Regions from separate parts of the Mus musculus genome. Here region 1 is linked to region 2. Evidence: chromatin loops called from intact Hi-C (ENCODE). Cell type or tissue: heart. All regions are shown on one strand. Links, peaks and the distances in the headings refer to the core of each region. The heading gives the core; the rest is flanking DNA.

What was found. Hi-C counts contacts between places; a loop is a spot of excess contacts. Peaks named below come from ENCODE experiments on the same cell type or tissue, not always from the same donor. Only the 100,000 strongest peaks of a DNase experiment are listed, where the experiment ranks them.
Region 1: a loop joins it to region 2, with 8 times the contacts of the local background. A loop is called at or near these places in 28 of 42 quality-filtered maps.

What each region holds. Positions count from the first base shown.
Region 1 is chr2:151,873,496-151,878,495 of GRCm38, reverse strand. It overlaps Rspo4 (R-spondin 4), which reads right to left. Exons shown (of 5, transcript NM_001040689.1): 5 at 3,828-5,000. Among named protein-coding and RNA genes, the nearest start is that of Rspo4, 33 kb to the right of the region's middle. In heart, for the core only: CTCF peaks have their summits at 2,201 (motif pointing left) and 3,785 (motif pointing left); a DNase peak (open chromatin) is centred at 2,175; H3K27me3 peaks cover 1,448 bases.
Region 2 is chr2:151,991,517-151,997,293 of GRCm38, reverse strand. It overlaps a transcript of Slc52a3 not described here. Among named protein-coding and RNA genes, the nearest start is that of Slc52a3, 5.5 kb to the left of the region's middle. In heart, for the core only: CTCF peaks have their summits at 843 and 2,323 (motif pointing right); DNase peaks (open chromatin) are centred at 823 and 2,403; H3K4me3 peaks cover 1,533 bases; H3K27ac peaks cover 1,106 bases; H3K27me3 peaks cover 4,382 bases.

The sequences.
Region 1 (5,000 bases), core at 1-5,000, 120 kb after region 2:
GTTTTATTTTTTAATATTCCAACTCTACTACTTATTTTTTTAAGTCTTGGATACCCTGTTTATGAAAAAATATTAAAAGAGCTCACTACAGAGAGTTCAGGATAAATTTTGAGTTCCACATTAAATGGCTGCCCTAGCTTCTGGCTCCAACATAGTAAATGTTTGTTGAATCAATGTAGTTCTGAGCAGAGTCGCATTGGCAAGTGTGTATCCAAACCCTCTCACACATTACCTTGTTGAAACCTCACATTGACAGCATGGAAACTACTCTTACTCCCTTTTAAAGATGAGGAGACTGAGGGCCGGGAGTGCAGGCTCTTGTCTGTGGCCCATAGCTGGGCAGGGTAGAGATGGCAGCTGTGGCCTTGTCCCATTCTTACATGTTCTGCCCTAGGAAACAGATGTCAAGATCAAGCCACTGCAGCTGTGTAGTCCTGTGAAACAACTCTTCCTCCACCACAGGAGCAGGAAACATGGCATCTGCATGATGTGTCATGATCTGGATTTTGAGAGGACTTGTTCTACTCTCCTATGCTGTAAACCAAGGCTCGTCCTTTAGGAATGAAACAAGTGTCAGGAAGGGCCATAGATGTCAGTCCAGAGATGCCCGATGAGGTCCTGGGCTTGAGATGGTCCTGGCCACTGTATGATGTGGCTGTGGTATGTAGGGGGAGGTGCTGATAGTAATGTCTGTTTCCCTAGTTTGTTCTTGATTTGGTCAATAAAGGAGGCCAAGAGTCAACTGTTGGACAGAAGGGACAGGTGGCACTTCCGGGTCCCAGGAGGAAAAGGAGACTCAGGAAAAGAGAAGGGGCTTTTTGGCTAGCTTTTGGGAGGAGAAACACAAAACAACTATGTAAGATCTCAGGGAAGCTGGAACCAGCGGCCTCTGCCAACAGCGGATAGTCAAGGAGGTCAGTGGAGACTAGCTAATAAATTTAGGGCAGGAGGTTTTGTGTTCAGCAATTGTGTTAGCCAACAAGTTTTAAAGCAATAAAACTAAATACATGGTTTTTTTTATCTGTGCATTTAAAGGTCTTGGTGGTGATAGTAATGCAAACCCTCCATAGTAGAGTTGGGTGGTTTGTCGTTGTTGTTCTAACATTCCAACTCTACCACTTTTTGAGCCCTGGATTTCCTATTTGTCATGCTCATTTTATTCATGTTGAATTACAATGCTCATGGGTTCTGAGGGTCAGGAGCCCGGGCAGGGCAGGAGGGCAGCCTTCACTGGAAGATCCCAAGGCGGGGGCTGGAGAAACCCCTGCCCAACTGGATTTTCCCACTGCAGGTCAGGGTATGTGTGTTCCACATCAATGAGGAAGACAGGTGGAAATGCTGGGTGTTGGGGTGGGCTGAGTGATGGAGACCCAGGACAGGAGCAGCAGCCTCAGCATTGAGCCTGTGGTACAAGATCTGGCAGTTTCCGAGACTGCAAGTTGGGCTGGGAACTGATCCCTGGGCTCTTTGTATAAACAGTGGCTTCTACCATTGGTATTGACTGAACACACAGGAGGAAAGGGTCTGGGTCCTTATAACCAGTATTCTGCAGTATGAGGAACATAGTAGGCATCGTATGCATTTTTTTTTCTGAGTGGATGAGGCTGATGGATCTAGATGAGTTTGTTTCTTCTATAAGGTGGCTGACAGGGTGTGTGAATATGCAAAATATGTGAATAAACTTAGGTATGTAACAGGAGGTCAGGGAAATGTGACATATTACAGTCTCTACTGAATGGATGGATTAGAAACTGAAACACAGCTGTAAGGCTCTTAACACCTCTACCATACACTGGGTGCTAAGCTAGTATGTTTCACCATCTCACCATCACTATCATTTTTATTGTTAGAATGTACATTTCCAAGTCAGAAGGGACCCATAGGATGAATGAAATTGTCTTACAACTAGCTGGGGTGTTCACTGTCACCTGGGGCAGGTGGCTGCAGGTTACTCATGGCTCTCCTGGAATGTTGGACTGGTCTTCTGAATCAGGTTTCTGTTCTGGGCTTGGATTGGCTTGGGACCTGGGTCTGGAGTCTAGACATTGTGTGCTGCAGTGAAGGCCATTCCACTGACGTCACTGTTCAGTTGAGTGGGAGGCAGCCTCTCACTACCTCCCAGGACCGCAATATGCCCCCAAGTTCAAGAGAGAGGGCAACGACCAGGCTGGCAGTTCGTGATTGAGTGACTCCCTCTAGTGGCTGTATATGGGAACATCAGGCTGCACACGGTGAAGGATCGGGTAGAGATGGGAGGGCTGAATCAGAAGACCTGGTACAACTGGGCAGGAATGGAATGGGAGGGGCAAAGCATCACTGTCTGTCACTAGAACATTACCGAGGGGCCAACCTCCCTGGCCTTCTCCACTAGTCCAACCAGCTGTAGAACATTTCAGAGTGATCCTAGCATTGCCTGGTGAAGCACCTGGGAGCATGGTGCATCTCTTACCAGGAAGGCGGGAGAGATGTACATGAAGTCATACCTTGAAGCCCTAGGTTACGGTGGGGGCTCTGGGAGAATTTTTTTAAACTTTAAAACATTCAAAAATTATTGTAAAACTATCCAGAGCTCTCAGTTAGGAACACAGTGTCAGGTATCAGGTCCCCCACCTCATAAGGGCATGGCTAGATAATTGCAGGCCCAAGACCTTCCACTCTTGTCCTGGAATTTAGAGCCTCCAGTGTCCTAGAGTTCAAATCTTAGCAGGAAACTCCAGGCAGGACATATCTGTATTTCCCCTATCTATCCAGACTCAGATCTTTGAGCTGTGTGGTCAGACCTGGGGCTGTGGCTCTCAATCCTGATCCTGGAACCCCAGGAGCCCTTCCCCCAACTTATCCTAGAATAAGTTCTTCTATCTTATTCAGCTCTCAGCTTGTTCATAATGTACAGGTCTGGGTGGAACCCTGGAATCTGAAGCTGTGAAAACTCCCTTAGAGCACAGCACGGGGCAGAACCTTCCAGATGCAGGCAACAGAGCCAGACCAGCCTTGTCTCTTCTTCATTCATCACAAGGAGTAACGGAAGTCCCGAACTGATATAGGGCTTGGCCCAGACTCCCAGCTAACTGCTCGCAGGCTGGGCTTATACCAGGTCACCAGCAGCCCAGGTCATTCCCATGAGTCAGTGAGATTGTGCTTCTGGAGGCTCCTGGCTTCCAAAAAGCCATGTAGATCACAAGTTGGGGCTTGGGCTGTATCTAGTTCAGGAGTCTGAGGGTTTCTGGTTTTTGCATCTGGCTGAAGCTCAAGCAACTACTCTCTCTCTCTCTCTCTCTCTCTCTCTCTCTCTCTCTCCCTCTCTCTCCTTCCTCTGTATATGTGTGTGTACACACATGCATGTGTATGTGCCTGTTGCGTACAAGTGTGAAGAGGCCAGAGGATAACCTCAGTGTTGCCCAGCGCTGGCCAAGCTTTTTTGAAACAAGGCTCTTTACTGGCCTGGCTCCTGCCTCTTGGGACAGGCTGACTGGCCAACAAGGCCCCGGCATCTGTGTGTTTCTGCCTCCCCAGTGCTGTGACACAAGGTCGTGCCTCTGTCTGGCTTTTCCATGTGGGTGCTGAGGGTCAAACTCAGGTCCTATGCTTGCAAAGCAAGCACTTTAATGATGGAGTCCCTGAAAGCCTCCTTCTTAGGAGGAACTGGCCAGCATTCCAGCAGGAACCCTGTCTGTCCCCAGTCAGTCCCCAAGAACCTTGGCTCCCTCTGAGCCAGAACACTCTGGTGGAAGCTGCCCCAGGAAATTTAGAGCCCACTACTGCCACCCTCTGGACATGGTGGTCTCTAACACTATCTGATGACCAAGAAGTCCTCAAAGTTTCTTTTTATCTTTCTTTGAAAAGTAGCTGGGAGTCTTGAAATAAGAAAGCATTTCAGAGGTGTGAACTTCTGCAGAGAAGCTGGGCCCCTGGCCTGGCAAGCAGGGGTCCCAGCTGTTCTCAGTGGGGCATCATGGAGGAACACAGCTACAGGGTCAGGAGTGGTGCTGGGGACCCCCATCTGTCAAGCGTAGTGTGACTGTGAAGGTCCCTGTCTGAGTGACATTACTTCTCATGGCGTTTCTCTCCTGCCTATACCACATCCTTCCCCAGCTATCTTTGGGCCCTAATGCCCTGACTCGGAGCTCCCAGAAACAATGGCAGCTCCTAGGCCAAATGGCAGAGGTTAAGACAGACTTGCCATTTGGTTTGTTTTACCTGAAGGCTCCTCCCAATATCCCTCCCACCTGCAGTTGAGGGTATCACAGTGAAAGAAAACACTCAGGTTATCCATGTGAGAGGCCACCCCAACTGCTAACCTGGCAATTTTCTATACTTCTCTAAACACACTGGAGCTTCTTCATAGATGTGATGTGCGGTCCAAAGACAGAGTAGAGTGCCCATCACTTCCTTAGACATCAGTCTCTATGGGTACGATGGGCCTCGGGTAGCAGAGCGGTGAATGGAGCGGGTGGGACCATGTCTAAGCTCCATTTAGCTTCAGTAGCCTTTGGGATTATTTCATAAGAGATCACAGCCCCACCTGATCCTGTGCATGGGTCTCCAAAGGCCTTGGGAGGGTGGTCAGCTGGAGAAGGGTCATGGGCACTATGAAAGGGAGACCAGAGTGGGATGGGGATAGGGGTGGGGTAGGAGGTGAGGGTGGAGAGGTGGGAGGATGACCAGAGGGTGTGTTACAGGCACTTCCAAGGGGATGTGCTCATGGGCCTGGACCACTGTCTAGCTAAAGGGCCCCTAGCTAAAGGGCTCCTATACCACCATCCTGGATAAGAGGTTCAGGCTGGGCCTTCGGAGGTCCCAGAGTTTGTCCCTGGTGGCCTCATCGCAGAGGCAATGGCTGAGTGCTGTAGAATCGGCCTTGAGGGACTGGCCAGGTGAATGGTTCATATAACTCCGGCTGCAGGGTCTCTCTAGCTAGAAGCAGAGCTCTCAGGACTTGTCAAGTTGCACCCAAACCTATTCCTATAAAATTGTAACTTTGCAAAGATGGAGTCAGGACA
Region 2 (5,777 bases), core at 1-5,000:
GATACATATACATATACGTGTGTGTATATATATATATACATATACATACACACACACACACACACATATATATATATATACATACATATACATATATATATATATTTTATAGTGGGGCTGGGAGCCCGAGAAGGGTGGGTGGGGCGCCCTCTGGATAGGACAGTTCCTGGGGAGCCAAGGTGAGGAAGTGCTCCTGTCTGCAACCTGTTTGTCCTGTCGCCAGGGATTCTTTCTTGTCGGATCAGCTTAGCTCCGCCCATTGCCGGCGCTCATTTATCTGAAAAGATCGCAACTACAAAGTTTGGAGCGGTCACACAGGCCTGTAATTTCAGCTCTCGGGAAGTTGAAGCAGAATCAAAAGCCAGCGTGGACTCCAGAACAAGACACTGCTATGTCTTTCTGAAAACAAAACTAAAGGGCCGTCAAATGGCTCATCAGGTAAAGGCGCCTGCGCCCAGCCTGCCAAACTTGAGTTTGATCACCGGGACCCATATGATGGAAGGAGAAAATCGATTTCCGTAAGTTGCCCTCTGACCCACACACACAGTGTTGCATTTGCCCCCTCCTCCCCTAAATACATGTTCTAGAAAAGACTCTGGTTCATGAAGAAACACAAAAGAACAACTCATCCATAACTGGTACCTGCAAATATGTAGATCCTCGGGCAACTCGAGGTGGGGCTCACGTTCCTTGGAGAACCCCAAAAGTAGAGACCAACCTGTCCCCATCTGGCCAGGTCGCACAAGAAGGAAGGTTCTCGTCACACCACAGGCGCAGTTTCCTGACCGCGCCCTCGAGTAGGAAGTCCAGGCGCGAAGGCGCCGCTGCAGTTCATAAAGCAGCCGCCAGGGGCGCAAAGCCTGCGTCTACAGAGGTGTGTTGGGTGGGGGCAGGGAGGGGTAGTTCTTAGAATTTCACTGCTAAGTGCTCTTACCACCACTCCAGGGTGCGATCGGTGGGTCCTCAAAGCTAAGAGTGAAGAGAAGATGGGAGTGAAGCATGAAATGTGAGTGTGGCTAAAGTGCCAAGAGAGAACAGGGTTAGGGAAGGACTCCAGACCATCCAAGGACCCATTTGCTTCCTTTGCGGGGCGGCAGCACCTCGCAGTTTAAAAGCAGCTGACCACACACTCAAGAATACAGCTCAAGAGTGCGGGGCAGGGAGGGGTTGGTAAATATACACCAGGTAACTTTATTCGTTTGAAAACCATCCTCACGAATATACCCCACAAATTCCTTAGGGATGTATGTGTGAAATTTAGCATCCACAAGAAACATGTAGAAGCATTGATAGTGGGGTGGGGGTGGGGGTACAAGGGCGCAGGAAGGGGGAGGGAAGAAGGAGCAAAGAGGACTTTGGCCTGAACAGATATGTTTTAACCATCTGTGAATATGTAAACCTGTTGATTATTTAAAACCTAAACTTATAACATACTTTAAAAGTAACAAAAATATCCGATGTGGGCTGGAGAGATGGCTCAGCAGTTAAGAGCACTGACTGCTCTTCCAGAGGTCCTGAGTTCAATTCCCAGCAACCACATGGTGGCTCACAACCATCTGTAATGGGGATCCTATGTCCTTTTCTGGTGTGTCTGAAGACAGTGACAGTGTACACACATATATGGAATAAATAAATCTAAAATAATTATATCTGATGCTAATTTATGCTGCACACAGGTTGAGGGAGGTGACAGGTCTCTTTATTCTTCTGTGAAAACTACAATTAGCAGGCATGTCTGCTAAATGTGACTAAATGTAGCTATTGATAGGGCTTGACCCAAAACTGTAAACTTACACGATGAGATTTTAATATTTTTAGTAAGTCTATTGCCCGGTTCTCTGTAGATGACAGTATCAAGTTTCAATGTTAAAAAGTTGGACACACCTGTTTTAGGCATGCTGGGGAGTGGAGGTGGAGGGAATCTCATACATACAGATCATAGGTAAGGGGTTATATGCCCTCTAACCAAGTCTGAGGAATGGGGTGGGGCAGAGAGCCAATCCCGGGTGTGCAGGCAGGGATGGACACTTGTACACACCTTTGCTGCCCAGTAAAAGGCTGGACCCGGGGAGTAAAGGAACGTGGAAATACCCCTCTCTCTGCTGAGACAGAGACTCCCCACTCACAGAGCAGGGCTAGTGCGGGGTTATAAACGGTGGGGGAATACCTGGTAGTACCCTGCGTGGATGCTGCGCAATCCCGCACCACGAGAAGGTGTGAGCAGGTCAAAGTGTTAGTTTGGTTGAGGCCAGGAAGATTAAGAGCAAACTTCACGCTGACTGCTTGCGCGGAGAATTTGAGTGCTTGCAGGTTTGAGAAGTTGTCACCAGGTGGCGCTGGCTGGATGACTTGAGAAGGGCCGTGGAGTTGGTAGAGAAGATCTGGGATGGGCGTTGTCTTCCCCGAATTTCACTGTGTTCTCGGCAGGGAAGGACAGCAGGGACATGTCCCCCAAATAGACCTAAGATCTTCCCTATGGACTGCGTGTCAGACTGACCTTTCCAGAGATGCGTAGGACCCAGGATCCAGCCTTTTACAAACCTCCACAGGCACCGCTCCCTCAGCCTCCTTCATGGCCTGCCTAAAGGTGGCAATCTCCTGGTTCACTGTCTGCTCTCTCCCCCCTTCACTTGAGACTCGGCCCTAGCGATGCTGTTTGCCTGTCCTGTCTCTGCATAGCACCTCACTGCCCCGTCCGGCCGCCAGTATCCTGTTCACTTGCCCCAGGAAGCTGGGTGGCTTCTCTTCCCTCCCTGCCTCAGGCTTCACTCAACTCCTTAATGGCCCCCTTGCGGTTTGCACCATGTGACAAACTTAGTCCCTGGGTCAGGAGCTTTGAATTCTTTGTTCCCTTTCCCTGAGGCAGCTGCATGGCTCCTTCCTCAGCAAATTCAGGTCCCTGCTAACCTCCCCACCCCCAGCAACGAGGCAGGGTTTCTCTGTGTAGCCCTGGCTGTCCTGGAACTCACACTGCAGACCAGGCTGGCCTTGAACTCAGAGATGTGCCCACCTGCCTCTGTCTCCCGAATGCTGGGATTAAAGGTGTGTGTCACTCCCATCCTTGGCTTCTCTGCTCACTCTTGCCTCTAGAAGTGACTGCTTCACTAAAGTAACCCTGTCCCAATGCCTAGCTGGTCAAGGTGCTCTGGAACTTTGTATGTTGCCCTTTATGGTATACTGTGTGTTCATTTGTGCATCCTGTTTAGGGTCTGTCTCCCCACTAGTGTTGGGGAAACAGGGACCATATTTGTTCTGTTCATGGCTGAGGCCTTAGTATTTGACTCATGCTCTGCAGACAACAGTGCCAGGTATGGTAGTGCAAGCTTGTTACCCTAGGACCTGGGAGGTAGACACAGGAGGATCTCCAGTGCAAGGCCAGCCAGTGGTGCATATATCTCCAGAAAACGTGGGCAAGGCACATAGCTCAGAGGCAGAGGTCCTGTCTGGAATGGGCTTGACTCTGGTTTCTCTCTGAGGCACGGGTAGACTCCCACATTCCAAGTCTACAGCACCAGAAGGAACTGTAACATAGCACATGGTTAAAGGGACCAGAGAGATGGCTTAGCCATTGATAAGGCTAGGCTCACAGGTGTTTAAAGTTTGGATTTGGGGATAAAGGAGAGGGAAGAGGTGAGGGTAATTGGGGCTCCTACCTGAGCAGGGCATGGCATCTGGAGTGGCAGTGCAGAGAGACACAACTAAGGAGGAGAAGCCTAGCCTGCTGGTACATAGCCATCCAAGACCACGGGCAGAGTCCTGCCCTTCCCTTCCATGTGCCCAGCCTTTCTGTGTTCTGGCCATCTTTCCTCTGTGAGAGCGTACAACAGCCAGAGAGTGAGAAGGGATCTGGGTGGCCAGGGGACAGGCTGGACCTCAAAGGGGGAGACAGAAGTGTCGGCCTGACACAGAGGTGTGAGTGAGGAAGGAAGGCTGAGCCCTGCAGCAGGACCTCAGCTCACTGTGACATCGCTTGGTCTCTAGGGCGAATAGCTGAGCTGTGCCTTTTTCTTCTTGCTCAGTCTGGTGTGCAGGGACACATGGTTTAGAGCAAGGTCCTCAGAGCACCAGAAGCCATCTCCAGGGAGGAGAATCAGGGGTCCCAGGGGAAGGGGCCACGGACACCGAGATACCCAGGACTGGTGTGTCTGCGCAGAAAGTTTTTCCTACATCCCGCTCTTGTCTCCTCCTACTGAGTTCAGTCATTATCCAGAACCAGCCGTGATGTTTGTGTTTTGGAACATTCTATTTAAATCAACATGCTTAGGTTGTATTGGAATCCTTTCAGTCTTACAGGACACTAGCGACATTAAGGACCACACGGCCATCATGCTGGCCTTCCCAGCACCTGTGTGTCTGTGTTGTCTCTTCCTGAAGCTCTTTCTGCAAGTTAGAAGTGTGGGGACTTTTCCTCACTAGACACCTTAGCCTGCAGCTTTGACACCATAGCCTTGAACAACAGCGGACACACCGATCCCCTGCTGTCCTTCAAGTGTGATTTCTAGTTGACAAGGGCTTTGCAGTAACGGTAAACTTGACACAGTGCACCCCGACAATGGAGCCTGCTCTGATCCTCTCAGGGAGATGCGGTCAGCAGGGTAACCTTAAGCAGTGTGCGAAGGATGCCTTCAAACCCATATCTTAAGATTTGAGGGGCTGGTGAGATGGCTCAGCAGGTAAGAGCACCCGACTGCTCTTCCGAAGGTCCTGAGTTCAAATCCCAGCAACCATATGGTGGCTCACAACCATCCCTAATGAGATCTGACGCCCTCTTCTGGTGTATCTGAAGACAGCTACAGTGTACTTACATATAATAAATAAATAAATCTTTAAAAAAAAAAGATTTGAAAGAGGAGGGAAGTCCACGAAGGAGTCCCTTGGTCTGAGGTGTGGGAGGTGGCCCCTGCCATAGGGGAAAAGGTGACAGTGGCCTCTGAGATTCTTTCTGGGAATGTCCTACAGGCCCTCTGGAGCTGTGAGAGTCTGGAGGGTGTGGGCCTTCCCGTGTTCTGGTTTGTTCAGAAAAGAGGCATTGCAGCCCGGGCCAGGTCATATAGGAAGGCTCAGTGCTCCAGGCCTGAGGCTTTCTGTTCTCACTTTGTTCTGGCCCAGGTAAACCCTCCAGCCTTGGGTGTGGACATGAACATCTGAGGCAGGACAGCTGAGGGTGACAAGCATGGCTAAGCCCAGCACAGTAGGAGTGCAGGCGTTTGCTGAAGGAGCAAATGGTATTTGCATCTCACCTTTTCTTCCGACAAGTCTGCCTCTGGCGTTTGGGTTGGGTTTTTGGCCTTCGCCTCCTCCACAACCCATTGCTTCCCTTATGGCTATCTGTGGAGTACTCCCTGTGTGCTGGGCTGTCTTATAGGCAGGGAAGGGCAGGCTAGACCCCTGCATGGGGTACAGGAAGTTGGGACAAGTAAGAGGACAGGAAGATAAGGGGCCACGGGTGTCATCATCCATTGTGTTAGGATGCACTGAGTTCCCGAGAGTGTTAGGGACTTTACAGCCAACTGTTTAAGTGGAAGGGAAAGAGAGGCCGGGAAGAGACACAGAGGTCGAGGGAAGGTTTAACACTGGGAGCAGATGGTAGACAGGAGCCTGCTGGTGCTCGAGGCTCATAGGAGAGGGCTAGGGATAGTGTTCAGGCAGGATGCAGGAGGGGAGTCTGGGCCAGGGGGCTGAGTAGGCACCTGTGGACTGCAAATCTGAGACAGTATTGCAAAGCCAAGGTCACTTGGGTTTGATTAGCATGTGTCACAAAGTGGTGGTTCAAGTTG